Linked DNA regions of Homo sapiens: all the other regions are linked to region 3. Evidence: chromatin contacts called from ENCODE Hi-C or POLR2A ChIA-PET data. All regions are on one chromosome and are shown on one strand. Each heading gives the region's core, a stretch centred on a gene start or an enhancer-like site at or near the end of the contact. The rest is flanking DNA. Distances are from core to core; before and after follow the strand shown.

What was found. A loop is a pair of places that touch in the nucleus more often than their neighbours do. ChIA-PET counts read pairs that join two places held with the same protein, here RNA polymerase II (POLR2A). Pooled maps may share reads with other maps.
Region 1: a map of B cell shows a loop between it and region 3 (8-fold over the local background). The contact joins the promoter of BBS12 here to the promoter of METTL14 in region 3. A Hi-C loop is called at or near these places in 1 of 168 maps with a recorded cell type or tissue (B cell) and 6 of 50 pooled maps. POLR2A ChIA-PET finds 5 or more read pairs at or near these places in 1 of 52 experiments (CD4-positive, alpha-beta T cell).
Region 2: a loop to region 3 is called in a map of CD8-positive, alpha-beta T cell, with 8 times the contacts of the local background. The contact joins the promoter of AFG2A here to the promoter of METTL14 in region 3. A Hi-C loop is called at or near these places in 2 of 168 maps with a recorded cell type or tissue (CD4-positive, alpha-beta T cell and CD8-positive, alpha-beta T cell) and 7 of 50 pooled maps.
Region 4: a loop to region 3 is called in a pooled map, with 7 times the contacts of the local background. The contact joins the promoter of EXOSC9 here to the promoter of METTL14 in region 3. A Hi-C loop is called at or near these places in 7 of 50 pooled maps. POLR2A ChIA-PET finds 5 or more read pairs at or near these places in 2 of 52 experiments (H1 and common myeloid progenitor, CD34-positive).

Annotation. Positions count from the first base shown.
Region 1 is chr4:122,730,837-122,735,524 of GRCh38, reverse strand. BBS12 (Bardet-Biedl syndrome 12) reads right to left here and starts at 2,821. Exons shown (of 2, transcript NM_152618.3): 1 at 2,641-2,821. It also overlaps the pseudogene CETN4P. RefSeq lists an enhancer at 2,362-2,571 and a silencer at 2,932-3,151.
Region 2 is chr4:122,920,754-122,925,431 of GRCh38, reverse strand. AFG2A (AAA ATPase AFG2A) reads right to left here and starts at 2,354. Exons shown (of 16, transcript NM_145207.3): 1 at 2,127-2,354. The coding sequence starts at 2,289. It overlaps NUDT6 (nudix hydrolase 6), which reads left to right and starts at 2,835. Exons shown (of 5, transcript NM_007083.5): 1 at 2,835-3,097. The coding sequence starts at 2,860. RefSeq lists enhancers at 1,993-2,362, 2,155-2,691.
Region 3 is chr4:118,682,237-118,686,920 of GRCh38, reverse strand. It overlaps METTL14 (methyltransferase 14, N6-adenosine-methyltransferase non-catalytic subunit), which reads right to left and starts at 1,529. Exons shown (of 11, transcript NM_020961.4): 1 at 1,321-1,529. The coding sequence starts at 1,386. It overlaps METTL14-DT (METTL14 divergent transcript), which reads left to right and starts at 1,580. Exons shown (of 7, transcript NR_125930.1): 1 at 1,580-1,616; 2 at 2,454-2,513. RefSeq lists enhancers at 991-1,130, 1,311-1,570.
Region 4 is chr4:121,798,929-121,804,063 of GRCh38, reverse strand. EXOSC9 (exosome component 9) reads right to left here and starts at 2,741. Exons shown (of 12, transcript NM_005033.3): 1 at 2,574-2,741; 2 at 2,143-2,237; 3 at 1,271-1,390; 4 at 1,047-1,149. The coding sequence starts at 2,639. RefSeq lists enhancers at 2,671-2,940, 2,749-3,552.

The DNA of each region.
Region 1 (4,688 bases), core at 1,572-4,071, 4.0 Mb before region 3:
CCTTTAATTGCTTCTAATGAGAGTTCCTCCTTCATATGGTGGTCAGAATTAGCACTGAAAAAGCACAAACCTAAACAGATTACTCCACTGCCAAAAAACATCTATTTATCTTAAAAAAGAAAGTCTTTACTCCTTGGCTTGATATATGTGCCTTATAATCTAACCTCAACCTAATTTATGACTCTTCTCCCACCTTTCCTTATAAACCTCATGATCTTGTCACGCTAGAACATATTTATTTTCACTAAGCTATACTGATTTGAATAGTCTATATTTTCTTCATCTCCATAGATGCTATAGATCTTTCATGACCCAACGCAAATGCCTCATTTCCTATCAGGACTTCTCTAATGCCCTGGGGTAGAGTTGTCCCTCCTTTCTGTGCTCCCAACGCACTTTCTATACCCATCTACCAAAGCAGATTAAAAATACCCTGTATTAAAAACATTGTATTATGTTTGTGTCTAGCTCCCCCACTAATCTGTAGATTCCTTAGTTATTCATCTTTTATATTCTATTTTTATTTCTTTCGAACTCACCCAGTAGTTGGCATAGTGCATGACATATAGAAAACATTAAATACATTTGGGAGATTTAAGAGTGCCTATGTGTTTAATGTTTTCCTGGATAATGATGATGATTAATGTTCTAAAGTGCAGTTAGATTCGTTAATAGCTAGTTTTCAAAACTAATTACATCCTATTCAAGATCTGGGAGTTGGAATCTGAGCCTACAATTAAAAAAACATTTTAACTAGCAGTAAATATTCCAAATATAAAAGCCTAAATCATAGTGATATAAAAATAGGTTAATATACTACTCCGCCATTTAATTGTCATTAGATCAAACATGATCCAAGAGATCCTCGAAATTAGGATTGGGTTGAGTATATACTTGGTCACTATTCATTTCTGGGTCTAAGAAATCCTTTTAATATTAGTATTAAAAATGAAGTATATGGCCGGGCGCAGTTGCTCACGCCTGTAATCCCAGCACTTTGAGAGGCCGAGGCGAGCGGATCATGAAGTCAGGAGATGGAGACCATCCTGGCTAATACGGTGAAACTCCGTCTCTACTAAAAATACAAAAAAATTAGCCGGGCGCGGTGGCGGGCGCCTGTACTCCCAGCTATTCGGGAGGCTGAGGCAGAAGAACGGCGAGAACCCGGGAGGTGGAGCTTGCAGTGAGCCGGGATTGAGCCACTGCACTCCAGCCTGGGCGACAGAGCAGGACTCGGTCTCAAAAAAAAAAAAGTGTATGACCTTGAAACTGATCAAGAGCAACTTTCCAAGTGAGATAAATGACGTGAAAAATCATATATTAAAGTGACCACATTTTACTTAACTCAAAAATTATCTTGGATTTGTGCCATTTTAATTTTCACTGGGTAACTTTATATGGAAAAATCACCTGCAATATGAGGATAAACTTACCTATTTTCCAGAAGCCTAATGAGATTTTTATCAATGATTACAATACTTGCGTGTCTGTCTGGGATATAATATGAACAAGACAGGCTGATGGCTTTGGAAAATGTGCCATGTTTCTACTCAATGAAGCATGAAAAGTGATTTGACAGAGTGCTTCAAGAATGCACTTTGCACTTGTTTTCCTCTCCTGCCTTCAGGAAGATAAGTGAGACAAAAAAAAAAAAAAAAAAAAAAAGACTAAAGTTAGTATTCTTCCTGAATCCATTTTTGAAGAATCCAGTATAATTTTTAGAAAATATTTCCTCTAGAGAAGACATTGTAGGAGGCATAAAAGGGGTCCGCATGTGTGAGCAATTAAAGGTTAGAAGTTTTAAGATTCTCTCATTCCTTCATTCCCACCAGGAAGTCAGTGGTCCATCCTACCTCAGTCTTTCTCCCCTGTCCTTTAAGCTGATTCCTGGCCAAATTCAGAACGGGCAGAAGCAGTAAATCTGGCCCTCTGGACAAGAGATTGAGTTGGTTTACAAAAGTTTCACAAGTATCTAAATCTAGGCCGTTACTGAATCAACTGGATAATCAGACTACCTGTGTCTGACTCTGAAGTGCAGATCAAGTTGATATCGTTGACAACTGGCCAAATCTTAGGACTGGGCCAAGGAAATGGCTGGATGTGTGTGTGTGTGTGTGTGTGTGTGTGTGTGTGTGTGTGTGTGTGTGTTGGGGTTGGAGGGCGGGGTCCGATAGTAATTATGGGTGGGGCCAAAGTCCTACCTCGTAAACAAATGCTACACGAAACATGTAAAAACGTTTATCTATGTATGTAGTGAAGCTTTAAATACATCCCAAGACCCATGCTTATCCCAATACCCACGTCCCTCCAACGACACTGTTACCCCATGCCACTGCTATACAGAATTCTGGTGTCTACCATGCCAGAATCCCTGCCCAAAACAGGGAGGAGGTAAATGGCTGAAGGCCCAGCTCCAGGCACTGTAGAAAATGAGGAAAGTCTAGCGGCAAAAAGAAAGGGCAGTCCCCTCTTCCTCTAGTACTCCTAGCCACATGCTGGACCAATTCACCCCAGGACCTCCAGGCCCTAGATTCTCATTCTTTCCCTGGCCCGAAGAGGACAGAAAAATCAAACACACGGGCTCCCACGTCTTCAGGAAAGACTTAGCTTAGCAGTCAGCGGAAGCACCTCACTACTAACCTCGCTCCTTTCTCCTCTCCTACAGGGGGCTGGAGTTCCCGGCTTCCCACCGGCCAGACGCGATTCTGGCTGGGACAGCAACACCAAAAACGCCAGGGCTAGGGAGCCCAGTTCCCCGTCCGCAGTTTGCGCATGTGCGAAGAGGGGCTTCTGGAGGAGCCGGGGGCTTAGTTGCTAAGAGACACAGCTGGAGAGAGAAGTTCCGCTTAACGCCGGGCTGCGAAAGGCGGGGACGTCACGCTATTGGTAGGGAGTAGAGAGAAAGGGCTGGTTTAAAGGCCTTTTTTTCTGTCCATTGGATGAACTGGATGTCAATAACTCAGGCTGGGTGGGCGGGGCTGAGAGAGGTCGGTGAGAGCGGCCTTAGCAACCGCCAGTGAGCTGTGAAGACTTGGGTTGGGCGGGGCTGCGGGAGGTGACGCCGGGAGGTCCCGGCTGAGAGCGCCGGCTGCCGGCTGGGGACCTGGTGAGTGTGAAGCTGTAACCTTCTGCTGGGGCCGGGGCCGAAGTTTTTCCGCCAGAGCAAGGAAGGCTGCCCCTGGCAGCAACTGCACTCCTTCCTTACTCCTGTTGAGATTCATTTTATAGTAGGAAATAGGTACTTTAATATAGTTTATCATCAATTATTCTGGTTCTGCTAACTATTCCAGTTATATAATTTATCTTTCACCCATATGTGTGTGTATTACAGGCATCTAACTACCATACAAGTTCAGACCAATGGAAGAAAAGAGCAGCAAAAATTGAACTGAATGAATCCCAAAAGCAAGAAATTAAAGACGCCTTTAATTTATTTGATATTGATGGGTCTGGAACCATCGATGTAAAAGAAGGTTCTGAAATTATTTCTAATTCTAAATCATTTTAAAAACCATATTATTTGTGGCAATCTTTAAGGCTTTCTTTAAAAGTAGTCTTCTGAAAGCTTAATATAAAGTCTCTTCAGTGCATATGCCTGCCCTGCATTAGCAAAACGATATCTTGTTAAGCATTTTAATTGTGTTTTATAAATGAGTAGGCAAAAGCCCAGGGTGTAACAGTGATGTACATGATGGCACAGTAGGACTGAAACACAGGCCTGCTGACCTAATTTTCTGTTTATGCTCAGTCCATAATAGAAAAGAGAGAAGCTCTTAATAGGGAGTTAAAAAGCTTAGAAAGAAATCATGGCATATTATAATTCCTTTTCTTCCTATTTCAGATTGCAGTGTGGGCCTTAGGATTTGAACCAAAGAAAGAAGAAATTTAAAAAATGGTAGCTGAAGTTGATAAAGAAGGAATTGGCACCATTAGTTTTGAAGATTTTTTTTTGCCATTATGAGTATAAAAATGATATAGTTATGATTTTATTTTTCAAAGAAATACTAGCAATAACCTGCTACATTTTAGGGCTGGAGCAATCAGAAGTTTTATAGAGAAGCAATTAGAACTAGGTTTTTAAGGATGGGAGATAGGAAGAGCAAGATTAAATATGTTTTCAGGGTAGTAATGAGAAGACTATGATGTGGAGAAGAGGTTTTTGTCAGGAAATAATGAGGCTATATTGCAGGATAGAGAGAATGGGGCCAGAATTTGGAAGCCTTTAATTCAGCAACATATATTGAATGCCTATTTTTGCCAGGCACTATTCTAAGGAGCATTGAAAGATACAACCTTCCATTTTGAAGCTTACATTTTTGGTAACGGATCTGAATTATGAGGTTTAATAAGAGATGCATTCTGGACCACCCTGTGCCTTCTCCACCTTAGCAAGCTCTACCTTTAAGCACCTTGAGGGCAGGTGTGAGTACATAATTGTTAAAAGACCAATAAATAAAATCAGAACACAGCTACTTGGCACATTGCTGCTTTAGACCCCAAAGATCTAATTAAGTCCAGCTTGATAAAATAAATAAATGAAAGACTGGATAGTTGCTTCTTTTTTAAAAGAGTAAAAAAGATGAAAAAGAAGAAATATTGAAGACTTTCAAATTATTTGATGATGATGATACTGGAAGTATAATACTAACCGGTATCAAGAGGTTTGCTAAGAAACCAGGGGAAAATTT
Region 2 (4,678 bases), core at 1,105-3,604, 4.2 Mb before region 3:
GCTGGTCATTACTCTGACAGCAGTGGGAGCCCAGAAAGGGATGAAAAGCAATGTCATGACAAGATCTTCATCTTACAAGATCATTCTGGCTGCAGAATGGAAAAGGAATAAGGGGCAAAATTGGAAGCTGGAAAATCAGTCAAAAGGCTGTTGTAGCAGTCCAGGTGAGAGATGATGGTGTCTGAAATTAAGGTAGAAACAGTGGGAATGGCATGCAGAAGAGGAATATGTAAAATATTTAGGTAATAAACATGATTTAGTGGTGGACTAGGTATGTGAGATATGGGGGGGAGAGTCATGGATGACTCTTAGGTTTCTGAATTTTGCAGCGGGAAAAACTGAACAGAGTTGAAGTTTATTTTGTTGGAGGAAATAACGGGCTCATGAAGTTAGTCCTGAAGTATCTTTGGGACACTCATGAGAAGAGTTATTGTACAGTGCTATTCAAAATATGACCCACAACGATTTGTTACTGCTTCATGACAAGTACAAAACAGGAGAATAAGTATATAGAAGCTTTTATTGAAATTTACAGAGTAATTTCACATCTGTTTAATAAAAATTTTTCCTTATTTTTCTAGAAAATCATTTTTACTGTATTTTAGAAAAGTGCTGATCTGTGACCTATTATAAATTTTAAAGTCTTCACCACAGAGAGCTTGAGAAGCATTTGGCTAAAAGGCAACCACATCAAGGCGCAAAAACAAAAGATTTACAAATATAAATCTGACACTGAAGAGACTATAGATGGGAAACTCTGGGCACTGGATGAACTTGCCAAGGAGACAGGATTTATTGAGAGGAAAAAAAAGGTTTTGGACTAAGAATTGACGAACTTCAACATTTAATGGTCAAGGGAAGAGGACGAGCCTGCAAAGAAAAATGATGAAACATCAACAAAGATGAAGAAAACCAGGCAAGTTTGACAACACATAAGAAGTTAAGTGTTTCGAGAAGGAGGGAATGGTCAACAATACCAAAAGTTGCTGTGGTCACGTAAGGTTTATCAACACGGAGATGCTCGGAGACCACACCAGGAACAGTTTCCATGGAATGATGGGGTGGAAGTCAAAGAGGAATAGGCTAGGGAGAGTATGTAAGTGGTGAGGCGGCAGAGACCACTCCATTTAAGAAGCTTGGCAATGGATAGAGAGACGGTTGCAGGAAGAAAATGTGGAGCTTTTGTTCTGATTTAAGATGGAAGAGAAATGAGCATGTTTACATGTCAATGGGAAGGATCTAGTTCAAAAACAAGTTGAACCTTCAGGACAGAACAAGTTGTCCTCTGATACCTAAGGCAGAGTGAAAATACCATGTGAACTCTAAATTGTCTTTAAGGTCTGATTAGACATAAAAGTTTTTGCCACTAGTCTGGTCCATTTTTCAAAGCTATTACACATCAAATATAAATTTTCAATTTTTAATTCAATTTATAAGACTTTTCAGTATAAATACGTTCTCCCAAATCAAAGGAGCTGTCATCTAGGAATGGCTTTTAAGTCAAACACATCTGGACTCAAATATCGGCTCTGCCACTTAGCACCTGTGTAGCCTGAATGGAATCACGTTAACTTTCCTCCCTCTATAAAACTGTCATTACTATACCCATCGGTCACGGCTTCTGTAGAAATTAGATGAGCTATATATACTGCTAACACTAGTGTGCAGTTACTAGCAGTTATTAAATATCATAACCTGCGTAGTACTGGAAGAAAATGCTATCATCACTCCTAAAGGCAGAGTGATCCACATTTTTACTGAATTGGTTATTTAGTTTTTTAGGATAAGTATCCCATGTTCGCTAGTTATGAACAATTTTGCAATTAAATGTGTCGTTAATGTTAAATGAGACAAAGCGTTTCAAGTGCAACTTAAAAATTCAAAATAATTTACAAAAGAGAAACCTTGGACACGGATAAACCATTTCAGCCTAACTTCTCCAGTGCAGGCGCGGCTACGTTTGCATGCTTCTTACATACAGAAGTCTTACACGCTTCTGTGCCGCTCTCAGACCCATGCCACGCCCAACTTTCAAAAGTCTCTGCACCCCAAGTCAGTATCACTGAGTCTCCCGCCCCTCAGGTTGCGCCCCCTCGGCCTCTAGTCTCCCACCCGGAATTCTTTACCCTTTTCTAATAAGTTGGTCACCGTCAGAGTCCCGGAGGTTGCCGCGAAGTCTGATCCAGCAGAAGGAGCCCGTGCCTCCGCACAAGAGGAAGCAGCAGAGGGCAAGGACGAACCATTTTCCGCGCTTTGGTTCAACCGCTTTCTATTCTTCTTGGAAGACATGGTCACAAGGTACCCTAGCCGAAGCAGTAGAAAAGCCGACTCAATGTGCGCGCTTCAACTGAGAGAAAAACTTCCGGGGCAGAAGTCAGCGAGGGTCCGCCCCTGCGCCGTAATCCCCTGAGTGGAGCGCAGCAGTGCACAGCGTGGTGGGAGGGACTGAGCGTTTTCAAAACCAGCAGTCTTTGAAACAGCTGTAACGGCATCTGTGAAAGAAGATAGGTTCCAGGAACGGAACTGCCACTTAGATTGTAAATTCCTGAAAAACAGGACGTTTTTGCATCTCCTCCCGGCTTCCCCATCCCTAAACCAACGTCTGTTGAATTAAACTACCAAACAAAATAAGTGAGTGGCGGTGGGGGAGGAGGTTTTCCCCGCTTAACTGGAGCGGGGCAAATTGCTGAGAAGGGCTGGTGGACCACTTCGCGGTCTCCTTGGCATAGCTCTGCAGAGTGGTAACCCCAGCTCAACTCTGAGGGTATTGATGGCACTCTTCTAAAATGTACGGCCGCGATCTCCGCTCTGGAGCGCGGAGGGGTCATTTGGGCAACGGACGAATTAAGCGGCGTGGAGATGCGGCAGCCACTGAGCTGGGGCCGCTGGCGCGCGATGCTTGCCCGAACCTACGGCCCCGGGCCTTCGGCGGGTTACCGCTGGGCCTCGGGCGCACAGGGTTACGTGCGGAATCCGCCAGTTGGAGCGTGCGATCTGCAGGGCGAGCTGGACAGATTCGGGGGCATCTCGGTGCGCCTGGCGCGGCTCGATGCGCTGGACCGCCTGGACGCTGCCGCCTTCCAGAAGGGCTTGCAGGGCAAGTGCGCCTGGGACGAAGGGCTCCCGGGGCTCCAGAGCTTTTCTAATGAAATAACCGCGGCCCCCACTCCCTAGTCGCTCTGTGCACCACTGTCGAGCCCAGAGGGAAAGGGAGAAGGCACGCGTGACCTGGACCTGTTTTCTGGAGCATTCGTGCTTAGACCTTTTGCTGGGAGGTCTCTAAGGCGGTTGGGTGAAATGGTGAAGATCCCGGACTTTGGGATCTGCAACCCTGGTTGCTGGTCCACTTTCTACTGTGCGACATTCGGAAATTGCCGTAAACCACCATTTCCTCTTCCACAGACCCCGGTGATAAGAACTCCTGGAATTACTGAGAGTTAATTTGGATAATGCACATAAAGTGCACAGCACAGTGCCTGCCACGTATTTAAAGCTCAGTAGATGTTTGTTAATATTATATTATTACATTATTAGTATCCTTTACCGAGCCTTGGTTCTGTCGGACACTTTTCCCAAGGAAAAAAACTCTTACATTCTAATACGGGTGGTGGACTGAGTGGACCAAAGAGGCTTTTCTTTTTTATTTTTAATTTTTGTGGGTCCATAGTAGGTGTGTATGTTTATGGGGTATATGAGCTATTTTGATAGAGGTATAAATGTGTAATAATTACATCAGGGTAAATGAGATACTCATCACCACAAGCATTCAACCATAATCCAGTTACTCTTAGTTATTTTTAAATGTACAGTTTGTTTTTTTTTTTTTTTTTTTTTTTGAGAGAGGGTATCATTCTGTCTCCCAGGCTAGAGTGCAGTGGTAGGATCAGGGTTCACTGCAGCCTCCAACCCCTGAGCTCAAGCAATCCTCCCACCTCAGCCTCCTGGGTAGCTAGGACTACAGGCGCGCATCTGGCTTTTTTCTATTTTTTCTAGAAACGGTGTCTCACTGTGTTGCCCAGGCTGGTCTCAGTCTCCCGGGCTCAACTGATTCTCCCGCCTTGGCCCCTCAAAGTGCTGGGATTACAGGCAGGAGCCACTGCACCCAGCCTGAATCTTTATTGAATATAGTCACCCTGTTGGGCTATCAAATACTAAACCAGAGAGGTTCAGAGTGTCACATTTGTATACAAATTGGGTCAACAGCTGTCTCAGCGAGAACTGGAGTTTTTTAGAATAACGCTTCTTTTATGATTAACCAGGGACGGTGGTGGGTGGTTTCAGTCTTCAATAAGAAAACTTTTTACTGGCTTTCAACCTTGAGCCCAATGATAAGAAAGCTTGGATGGAGGAGCCTTCACTTTGGAAGAAGTCGATTTAGTGGTGCAGCAGTTTTTCAAACGGCCTCTGAGGGTTTTATAATCTAATTGAAGGCATAGCATGCAAATTCAACTATGGAAAAATCTCTCACACTGGAAACTCAAAATAATCTTTATCCTATTGAGCAATATGGCAAGAAGCATATCTGTAAATATAATTGAGCTAGTTATTTCAATGTTTACTCATCCTCATTCCCAGACTTCTTACCTCTTCACATTATTTTCTCTCCTACTTGCTAGTAATTGCTGACAAGCCCGCTTATACTGCAACAGTGTCACTAATAGGAGAATCAATCGTTTTA
Region 3 (4,684 bases), core at 280-2,779:
CAAAATACAAACAAATGTAAACAAATAATGGTTATAAGGCTGGCTAAGTAGAGTGCAACCAATTCATAAAAGACTTTAAAAGGTAGAGCCCCTGGCATCTGCTGAGTGTAAAACACTAAACAAATAATTGTCCTATGAATGTATATTGAGTCAAATAGAAGTTTGAATTCAATATTAAGGAGTAAAACGTCTTCTGTGGTAGCAACAAAGAGCTACTTAACATTTTTGAAGATAATACGATAAAAGAAGTTGGCGAAAAGAAGACTTAGAAAGGATACTTGATTTGCCCAAGATCGTAATGCCAGCGGGATAAGGAACAAAGGAACAAATCTGACTCCAAGTTTCCACGGTTTTAGCCATATTCCACAAATCTGTTCATCAGACCATAAAGAGGATAGGTTTCAGAAGTCCATTTACTAAAACCAAGTTTCATTACTGAAAAATAACTGCAAGATGACTAATTACACTCTATGAGCATTGCTCCTATCACTTTTACTGATCTGAATAGTAGAATGGAAAATACAGCCTCGATTTTAAGTAGAACTGTGCACAATCTGTATTTTCTGCATGTGCACTCTACTAATCAGCAAATGTTAACTTACTCATACACAAGAAAGAAGTGAAGGACAATGGTTTAGAAGACAAGCTTTGGGGAGACAAACCTAGGTTCTATTTCCCAGCAGAGAAGTGAGCGACCAGGAGTAAAATTCCTTAACGTATGGAGCCTTTTTCATTACTTGATAAGTGAAGGTAATAATACCTGTTTCAGGAGATTATTGTGACTAACACAGAGTAAGATTTCAAATATTAACTGTGGATGTGACAAGGATACTCTATATAAGATGCAGAATCTAAAATTTACACTCAGGCTACTTCCAGTGTTGTCTTCAGAAAGATGTCAAAGAAAATACTGTAAACGTATTTCATAATGAAACCACAATCTCAAGAATTTGGGGCTGACGACGAAGAAAAGAAAGAAATAGATGACCATTTAATAGTGAAGAGAAATGTAGGGGATAACATGACACTCATCCTGGCGTGAACATGCCAGACACTCGGTGGGAGTTCCACAAAGCTTAAAGGCTAATCCTGGCATTCGGTTTAGCACCACAAAGACCGCGGAAGGAACTGGAAAAACATTCGGGACACCGCGAAAATTGAGAACTACAAAGGCAGAACCAGGGATCAAGATCGCAGGACCAGAAAGGCCTTAACAGCGGCAGGTAGAGAAGGGACAGAAAAAGGCGGGGTGTGGAGGGAGGAGGCGGCCGCGCACTCGCATTCTCGATCCCTCCCACAGGGGACACCAGGGCCGCGGACCTGCTGCGCGAGGAGCTGTCGCCGTAACTTCTGCCGCTCCCGGATCTCCTGCAAGCGGCTATCCATGTTCCAACTCCGGCTTTTCACTATCCCGAGTACTTGTCAATCTCCAGTGAACTCTTATCCAACCTTTCTTCCGAGTCTGTGGAACAAAATTCACCGGGAGCTTACGAACAGAGTATCCTCATAGCTTTCCTCAGTAGAGACTTCCGGCGCGGCCGGAATTGGCTCGCTTGGCCCGGAAGTCCCGCCTCCTTCTGGACGCTTGCTATGTGACGCCACTTGGAAGGGACCCAGTAAGGGATCTGTTGCGCCACAGGGGTCTCCAGGGCCCTCGCAGGTTGGGGTGGTCTGAGCTAGTCTGAAGGAGGACAGTCAGCTGACTTCTCCTTTATCTCTCTTTCCCAGGATAGCAGGTTCCCTTGGTGTATTACAGTTTCTGAAGTGTTGATTCCCTTTTCAATTGATTCCACAGATGACAGTCCTGACGTTTAAAAAATTGCCAGATAACCTTTAATTTTTTTTTTTTTAACAGAACACAAACTTAAGCCAGATTGCCTAGGATTGAACCTTGGCCTCTCACTTCCTAGACGAGTGGCCTTGGCTAGTTAACCACCTTCGTGAGCCTCAGTTTTGTCATCTGTAAAATGGGAGTCATAAGTGTCTACCTCACAGAGCTGTGATTGAAAGGATAAATAGCACCTTGCACATAGCGGTGTAGAAGTGCTTGTTATTGTTAATATTTTATTTACCTTCACGCAGGTAACAGCCACAACATCTGCCCACTCTTCCCCACACCTTACTGTCCCTTGAAATGTTTCCCATTTTACTATAGTATGCATTTTTTGGCTTCTTCCCTTTAGGGAAATGAGTATGTGATAGTAAAGCGTGTCTTGGTTTATGTCCTAGGAGTCAGAAGCTAAGAGACTCCTTTTTGTGCTTGTACATTTGTCTTAACTGAAAATAACCCAAGGATAAGGAAACAAATAGCTTCCTGAAATTACTCGGATTGCGGGGGTGAGGGGTGAGGGCTGGGGGGTGGTGATTCTGTCTTCATAGGATGGCAGCAAAGGCCAAAGTCTTATTTGAGTTATTACCATTATTATTCACCACACTTGCCATCTTATTTCAAGCCTACAGTGGCGGAAGTGGAGTAAGACATCATGTTGCCTCAAGTTTAATTGGAAATCGCGGTAAGTACTTAACAAAATTAGTAATAAGTCTGTTCTTTCAGAGTAGATTTAATTTTCAGAAATAATATTAAGTCATCCAGATCAAAACCAGTTGAGTCAGGCTGGGCCAAAAGTGGGCAAGACTAGATTCTACTTAGTCATGCCCACTTTTATAGAAATAATTATAATGTATTTCCGAAGAACTAGGTCTGAAAGACAATTTTGAACAAGTAGTCCTAAACAATTCCTTGAGTAATGTCAGCACTACTTGGATACTGTAAAATATTTATGTCCATATGAGTTAAAGTGTATTTCTTTAAAAATCAGTTGTATTATCTGGCAATCATTTAAGTTGAATACTGATTTAAATTTTACCAATGGTGAGAATAGGCAATTATTCACTTAAATATCTGTTGATATTGATTGAGCATTTTATATGGCAAGCACTGTGATAGGCCCTAGAGTCTATAAAGTCTGTCAAAGATTAAAAACTAAAGTCGGTTTTTCTTTATGAGTTTACTGTCTAATGGAGGATTTTTCTTTTTCCTGATAAGTTGCTATGCAGGTTACTTGCTTGTAATCTTTGAACCCCATACTCACCTACCCTCTGCTTCGAGATGATGGCTAGGCAGGGAGTCCACAAACTACATTTCCCAGCCTTCCTTGTTAGATGGCTTCCTGTAAGACTCTGCCCACAGGAGGCACAGGCAGGAAATCAAAAGGTGGAACATGGGAAAGCTATTGTCCATTTATTTTACTCTCTGCTTCTGGCATCTAGAGCGATGACTATGTCCCTTACAAAGTCTAGAGCCAGTTGGAGCAGCCCCTCCTTTCCTTACCTTAAGAAAGTGACACCCTTAACAGTGAGTGAGTTTGCTCTTGTGCTATGATACTACTACTTCTACCTTCTGTTCCACCAGCTCAAGGACTGGTAGCCATCCTGCAGTTTAAAATTTCTGATTTAATCTTACTTCTCCCTTTTTGCTCTTCTAGCCTTCAATATCTGCTTAACTATTTCTCCATAGTGAATGGCGTCTGTTTAAAATACTTTTAATTATTTGTTTTCCTGCCTGGAACTGTACTGATGCAGATATGTACTTCCATGTAATATTTACAAAACTGTTGGAGTTGGGCAGAGGGTTGTTGCAGTTTGTACAAAGAAGGGGATATAATTTTGAAATCTCTCTCCCAACTAATGAATTTTAAAACACCAGACCACATCAGCATACTTGTAGAGAATTTTACAAGCCCATCAGTAACATCTGTTCATTATGACAACATAAAGGCCACTAGGGGGTGTGTGTGGCAGGAAGAGGGGGAAGAAATTTCGGAAGTCCTCACATAAAATCCATACTTTTTGAAGAAGCAATTTACTTCTAGGCACTTAATTTAAGGAAGTAAAGAGAGATCCACATTATAACTTATGCATCTCTCCCCAAGCTCCTGGAGACTGACTCCTCCAAACCTATACTCTACAACTCATGATGCTCCCCAACTTATGATGGGGCTATGTCCCAATAAATCCATTGTAAGTCAAAAAATCGTTAGGTGGGCCAGGCGCAGTGGCTTACGCCTGTAATCCCAGCACTTTGGGAGGCCAAGGCCAGCGAATCAACAGAGATCAGGAGGTCAGCCTGGCCAACATGGTGAAACCCCATCTCTACTAAAAATAAAAAAATTAGCCAGGCGAGGTGTTGGGCGCCTGTAATCCCAGCTACTTGGGAGGCTGAGGCAGGCGAATCGCTTGAACTGGGGACGCGGACGCTGCAGTGAGCTGAAATGGCGCCATTGCACTCCAGCCTGGGCAGCAGGAGCGAAACTGCATCTCAAAAAAAAAAAAAAAAAAAAAAATCGTAAGTGGAACTTATGTTAGTTAGGGACTGCCTGTGTAGCTAGTTGCCTATTATACATCTTACTAGAATGCCCTCCACAATCTCTTCTATGGTTTACATAGCTAGTAGCTACCGTACTAGTCAGCACATGTCTAGGTTCGAGAGTATAAATACCTAAACCACTTAGCATTTTATACAATACTTTGCTGCCTCACTGATACAGTTCGAATATAAGTCCCCGCCCAATCTTACGTTGAATTGCAATCCCCAGTTTGGAGGTGGAGGCTGGCAGTAGGTTTTTGTCTCCTCCAAAAATTCATTTTGAAACTTAATCCCCAATACAACAATATTGGGAGGTGT
Region 4 (5,135 bases), core at 1,492-3,991, 3.1 Mb before region 3:
ACACCACTGTACTCCGGCCTGGACGAGAGTGTCACCCTGTCCCTCAGAGAAAATAATGAAAGTTTTCAAAAATTAAAAAAAATTAAACTTTTAGGTTTTGTGATATTTTTAATAACCTTACAAGTAATGCAAATAGGAAGTATTATGCTTAGGTATGGAATATGGGAAGCTAAATGACTTCTCTGGGATGAAAATGCTTGTCAAAATACCCTAATCAAGAATCAAATTCTGGCCAGGCACAGTAGCTCACGCCTGTAATCCCAGCACTTTGGGAGGCCAAGGCAGGTGAATCACTTGAGGTCTGGAGTTCAAGACTAGCCTGCTGGTGAAACCCCATCTCTACTAAAAATACAAAAATTAGCCGGGCGTGGTGGCAGGCGCCGGTAGTTCCAGCTGCTCGGAAAGCTGAGTGGGAGAATCGCTTGAACAGGGGAGGCAGAGGTTGCAGTGAGCTGAGATTGCACCACTGCACTCCAGCCTGGGCAACAGAGTGAGACTCTATCTCAAAAAAATAAAACAAAATAAAATAAAATAAAATTCTAATATCCTAATGCAGCACAATTTATTGGGACTAAGATTTTCAAAGTTATCCCTGCCACTGACATGGTGTGGCCCTGTGTAAATCGATAAACCTATCCAAATGAAGGATTTCATCTGTTCTTGAGTTCTGCATGAAAAAGGAAAACTACCTGCTTCTATGAACTCATGTAGAAAATGAGAGATTATATGAAAAAGCCACAAGTTCTTTGAATAAAATATTTTTACACAAAAATCTAAGTTGCTATTTTCACCCTTTTAAGATAAAGGGTGAAAACCTTTTAGAAACCTTTAAGAAAAAGGGTGTCCTCTGAAGGGACACCCTTTTTGTCCCTTCAGAGAGAGAGAGGTAGCACAAAGTTCTAAGGGTATCACTCAAGAACATCTGAAGTGAAGCAAACCAGTACAATACTGAGTTAACTAAAGTTCTGAGAATAAAAGGATAGATACCGGGATCCATGATCAACAGTATTCATCCTAAGATTAAGAATTATGGGCATATTCCCCACCTTTTCACCAGCAACAACACAGAGAGACTCAGTGTCTATACACTTCGAATTTCTTAGACATCTTTCCATGAGTCGATTCAACTTCACCAAGAGATCTGACTGCCTATAAGGAGAAAATAGGAATGGGCTAATGTCATGAAATATAACACCAGGTATTAAAACAAAAGCTCACTGCTGTTAGGTTCTCCTATGACTAAAGCAACTTAAGAAAAAGATTTAAATACCTGCCAGGTTCGAAAGCTGGAGCGGCCATCTGAGAGAGTTCAAGGTTAAAAAAAAGAATACCTTCTGTTGCCCGATTGAGTTTTGGAGACACAAGTTCACAGGAAACCTGTCCAAGAACTCTGCAAAGATAAAGTTACAAAGTATTAACCAAATAGACTCTCCTTCCAAAACAAAAAACTGAAACAGATAACAAGTTTCAATCTTAATGTGAGTAATATCATACTCAGCCAAATAAATCATAGGAGATAAAAATTATATGTAAAGTATAATATACACAGAAATAAAACATAAATTGGTACAACTAAAAACACGACAGAAAAAACACCTCTCTTCTTATTACAATGTTTACTATTCCACAGATTGTTTTAAAAATCAGTGACCTTTACCTCTAAAGCAAGTATTTATTGATACAAGATGGCATGAAAACCTGAGATTTCTTAAAGGTTTTCACATGGCATAGTTCACCACCATTATGTGACCAAATAGCCTCACAACTTTCAAATGAATATCTGAAAACCTAATTTTCATGTCACTCAGGAAAAAGAAAGCAGGATGTACACTTAATGACAAGATGCTCAAGATCTCTATATTAGTGTGAGAAACAAATTCCATATGATCACTACTAGTTGTCTATACGATTTATAGAAGTCAGAAAAGAACTATGTGATACGTGACAGAAAATACGTTTATGATTAAAAAGTTCAAGTGTGACCACAAAAGCAAAAAATCTCGCATAAAAAAATACTTATTTTTGTCAGCTAAACAAAGAATACTGTCCAGACTTCTTAGCTGCTTTATAAACAACCAAGTCAATAAGGTCTTTTTTCAAACTTCTCCCTTCCGAATGTGTATCTCATTTAAATCCTGTTACCTTGTTTTTCCAAGTTCCACAATGCAGCATCCGTAATCTGTTCCAAATGAGATCCTGATGTTCCTATAATCATAGGTTTGTCTGCCATCCAGCCGCTGTAAGCACAAATTCATTCATTAATTTATTCCTTCAACAAGTATTTCTTAAGCAACTACTTTTTGTCTGGCCCTGGGCTAAGCACTTGGGGGAAAGTGGAATCCTAACCAGCCCGCCCATACAGGAAAGTGGAAACTACAGCATGGACAACTGCTGCGGTGACTGGAGCCTTGAAAAGAACCTGTCGAAAAAAAATAAATAAAGCCTGAGGGATGGGGTGAACGTGCCGGTCGTTCCCCTAGTAGCTCCCCGGGCCCAGGCGGGCCAGGTATCAGTCCACACCTTGAGACCCGAGCGCCCACGCAGCGCGCAATTCTGCGGGCACCAAACCATACCTTCTTCTCTTCGATGGCACGGAGTAGGAAGCGGCGTTCGCAGTTTGAGAGTGGCGTTTCCTTCATGGTGTTGGGTCACCGGCCCCACAGGCACCAGAATCCGCGGGAAAAACGGAACCCGATCTTTCCTTGCGCGCCGCTGCTCGCCCCGAGGCGCAGGAAAATTACGTCATCAAGGCGCGGCGGCGGAAAAATGGGAAATGGCTTGGGCTGCAGCTACTGCGCAGACTCAAAGCGTGATTGGGGAAGGCCAGCGAGCTGCGAGAAGCCATTGCGGCTTTGGGAGGCCGTTTCTGAACGTGAAGTTCCGTTTCTTTTCTCATAAAGTGCAGAGGAGAAAAGGATACTTAAAATAACCATGAGAGTGATAGAAATTATTATCAGTAGACCGCTCGCACACTTCACCCTTTGCTCAGTCCTCTCACGGGGTGGAGACTAGACATGTACTTCTGCAATTTCACAGATGAGTTGACATTGGTCCCTGGAAAGCCGCAGATGCAGGATTTGGAGCAGATTAAATGAACAAACACTGGAATGAGGCGGCATAAGGGTTGGGGGAGAAAGATAAATTGGTGAAATGGGATGTTTTTGTGGCCAAAGGTGAAATCTTGTGGGATCTGAGAAGTTGATGAGAATGGAGAATGTTCGCACGTAGTAACTAACGATGTTACTACTACTGTGGACTGAAAGTAAATGCACCGTTTATTTCTTATCCCCTCTCCAGTTATTTTAAGTCGATAGACTTTTTTTTACGGTCACAGAGAAGCCTTAGCGGGGCCATGCTGCCAACCACTCAGCTTTTTTGGAGAGGCAGTATCAAATAGTAGTTTTAAAAAGTGTTCACTGCCAGGGTTCAAATTTTAAGGCTATCATTAACTACTATAACCCTGGGCAAGTTAACCTGTGTGCTTCACATTACTCACCGGCAAAAAAAAAACAAAAACAAAAACAAAGCAGGGGAAGTGAGAAACCTATTTATTCTGAGGAATAAAAATGAGTTAATATATACATAAAATGTTTAGAACAGTGCCTGGCATGGAATAAGCACTATTTAAGTGTTTGCATATTATTATTTTGTTTCCTTTTGCTTTAGAGGTGGTAGGCACTGTAACTCCTACGCAGTCTTTCTCTGGCTTCTTTGGTAGCTTCTCACAAGTTTTTTCTACCAGTGATACATTTTAGTCTCACTTTGTACCACTTGCAATCCATGTACTCAATAAATACTTGAAGAGGGCCTACTCTGTCCAAGAATAATTTAAGTGCTGGAGAAACAGGGTAGACAAGATCCTTTCAAGGAATTTATATTCTTTTTGGAAAAGGCAAAAAACCCTAAACAAATAGAACAATTTCATACAGTGTTAAGTGCTCTCTGAGAATAGGAATGCTATCTTAATAGGGGTAGTTGCAGGAACAGGTGACTTTGTAGCGGTGACATTAAAGTAAAGTAAATCTTTGGTGTTGAGCAGGAGCACCCTTGATGCCATCTGGAGAGGAAAAGTGTTTCAAGCAGAAAGAGTAACATATGCAAAAACTGAGATGAGATGAGCTCCACATGGTCTGGAGAGAGAAATTGTGAAGAAGGAGGAAAGTGGACAGAAATGATTAATTTTCAAAATCGGCAAGGGGATTACAGGGTACTAACCACTTAAGTTCTTTAGCAACATGAATTCATTTTTATAGTACAGTTTCATACCAGAACTCCTGGTTGATAAGTTCTTCATTTAAATCCTTGAGTTCTTTCAGTGGCCATTTGGTAATTTTTCCCTTCAGCGATGAAATAGACCTTTGTTGAAATAGCCTGTTATTTACTGCAAGGCAGCTTGGTAATGGAAAGAGAATGGACTTTGGCTTCAGATAAAGTTCAGCTCAAATGAACTTGGAGTGAGCTAAATATTCTTTCTGATTTGGGGGTTCTGTATCTTCAGATTGGAAATAACAATTATTCTGTGTTAAGTGGTCTGAATGAAAGCATCTGATGAAACATTTTGGACATGATAGCTATTCAAATGTTAGTTTCCTCCTTTCTTGTTGGGTTGGCAAAGGCTTCCCATGAAACTGCCCAAACTCAGCATGACAGATTGCTTTTCTGAAACTGCTGCTTGATTACTTTGCTTTCCTTCCACTTTTGTTGAATTTCCACTGTTCTTTTCTACTTTCACTTTTATATTCTAATTTAAACACTCTTGCTTTTGTCTTTTTATTTTCGAGTTAATCCAAAGGTGTATGACCCATCTCCACTTACATCTACATACCATCCTAAAATATATGTACTTTACAACCTTGTGTTTATAAGAAATTTTTGAATGCCAAAGGAAAATTTGTTTCATGATTTCAGGGAAAAATAAGTTTGGAAGGTTAAGAAGAGGTTCAGATAATGTGTCAGGTAATGTGATACATTCTATTATTTTTTTTTTCTTTTTTGAGAGAGTCTCACTCTGTCACCCAGGCTGGAGTGCAGTGGCATGATCTTGGCTCACTGCAACCTCCACCTCCCAGGTTAAAGTAATTCTCCTGCCTCAGCCTCCCAAGTAGCTGGGACTACAGGCATGCACCACAACGCCT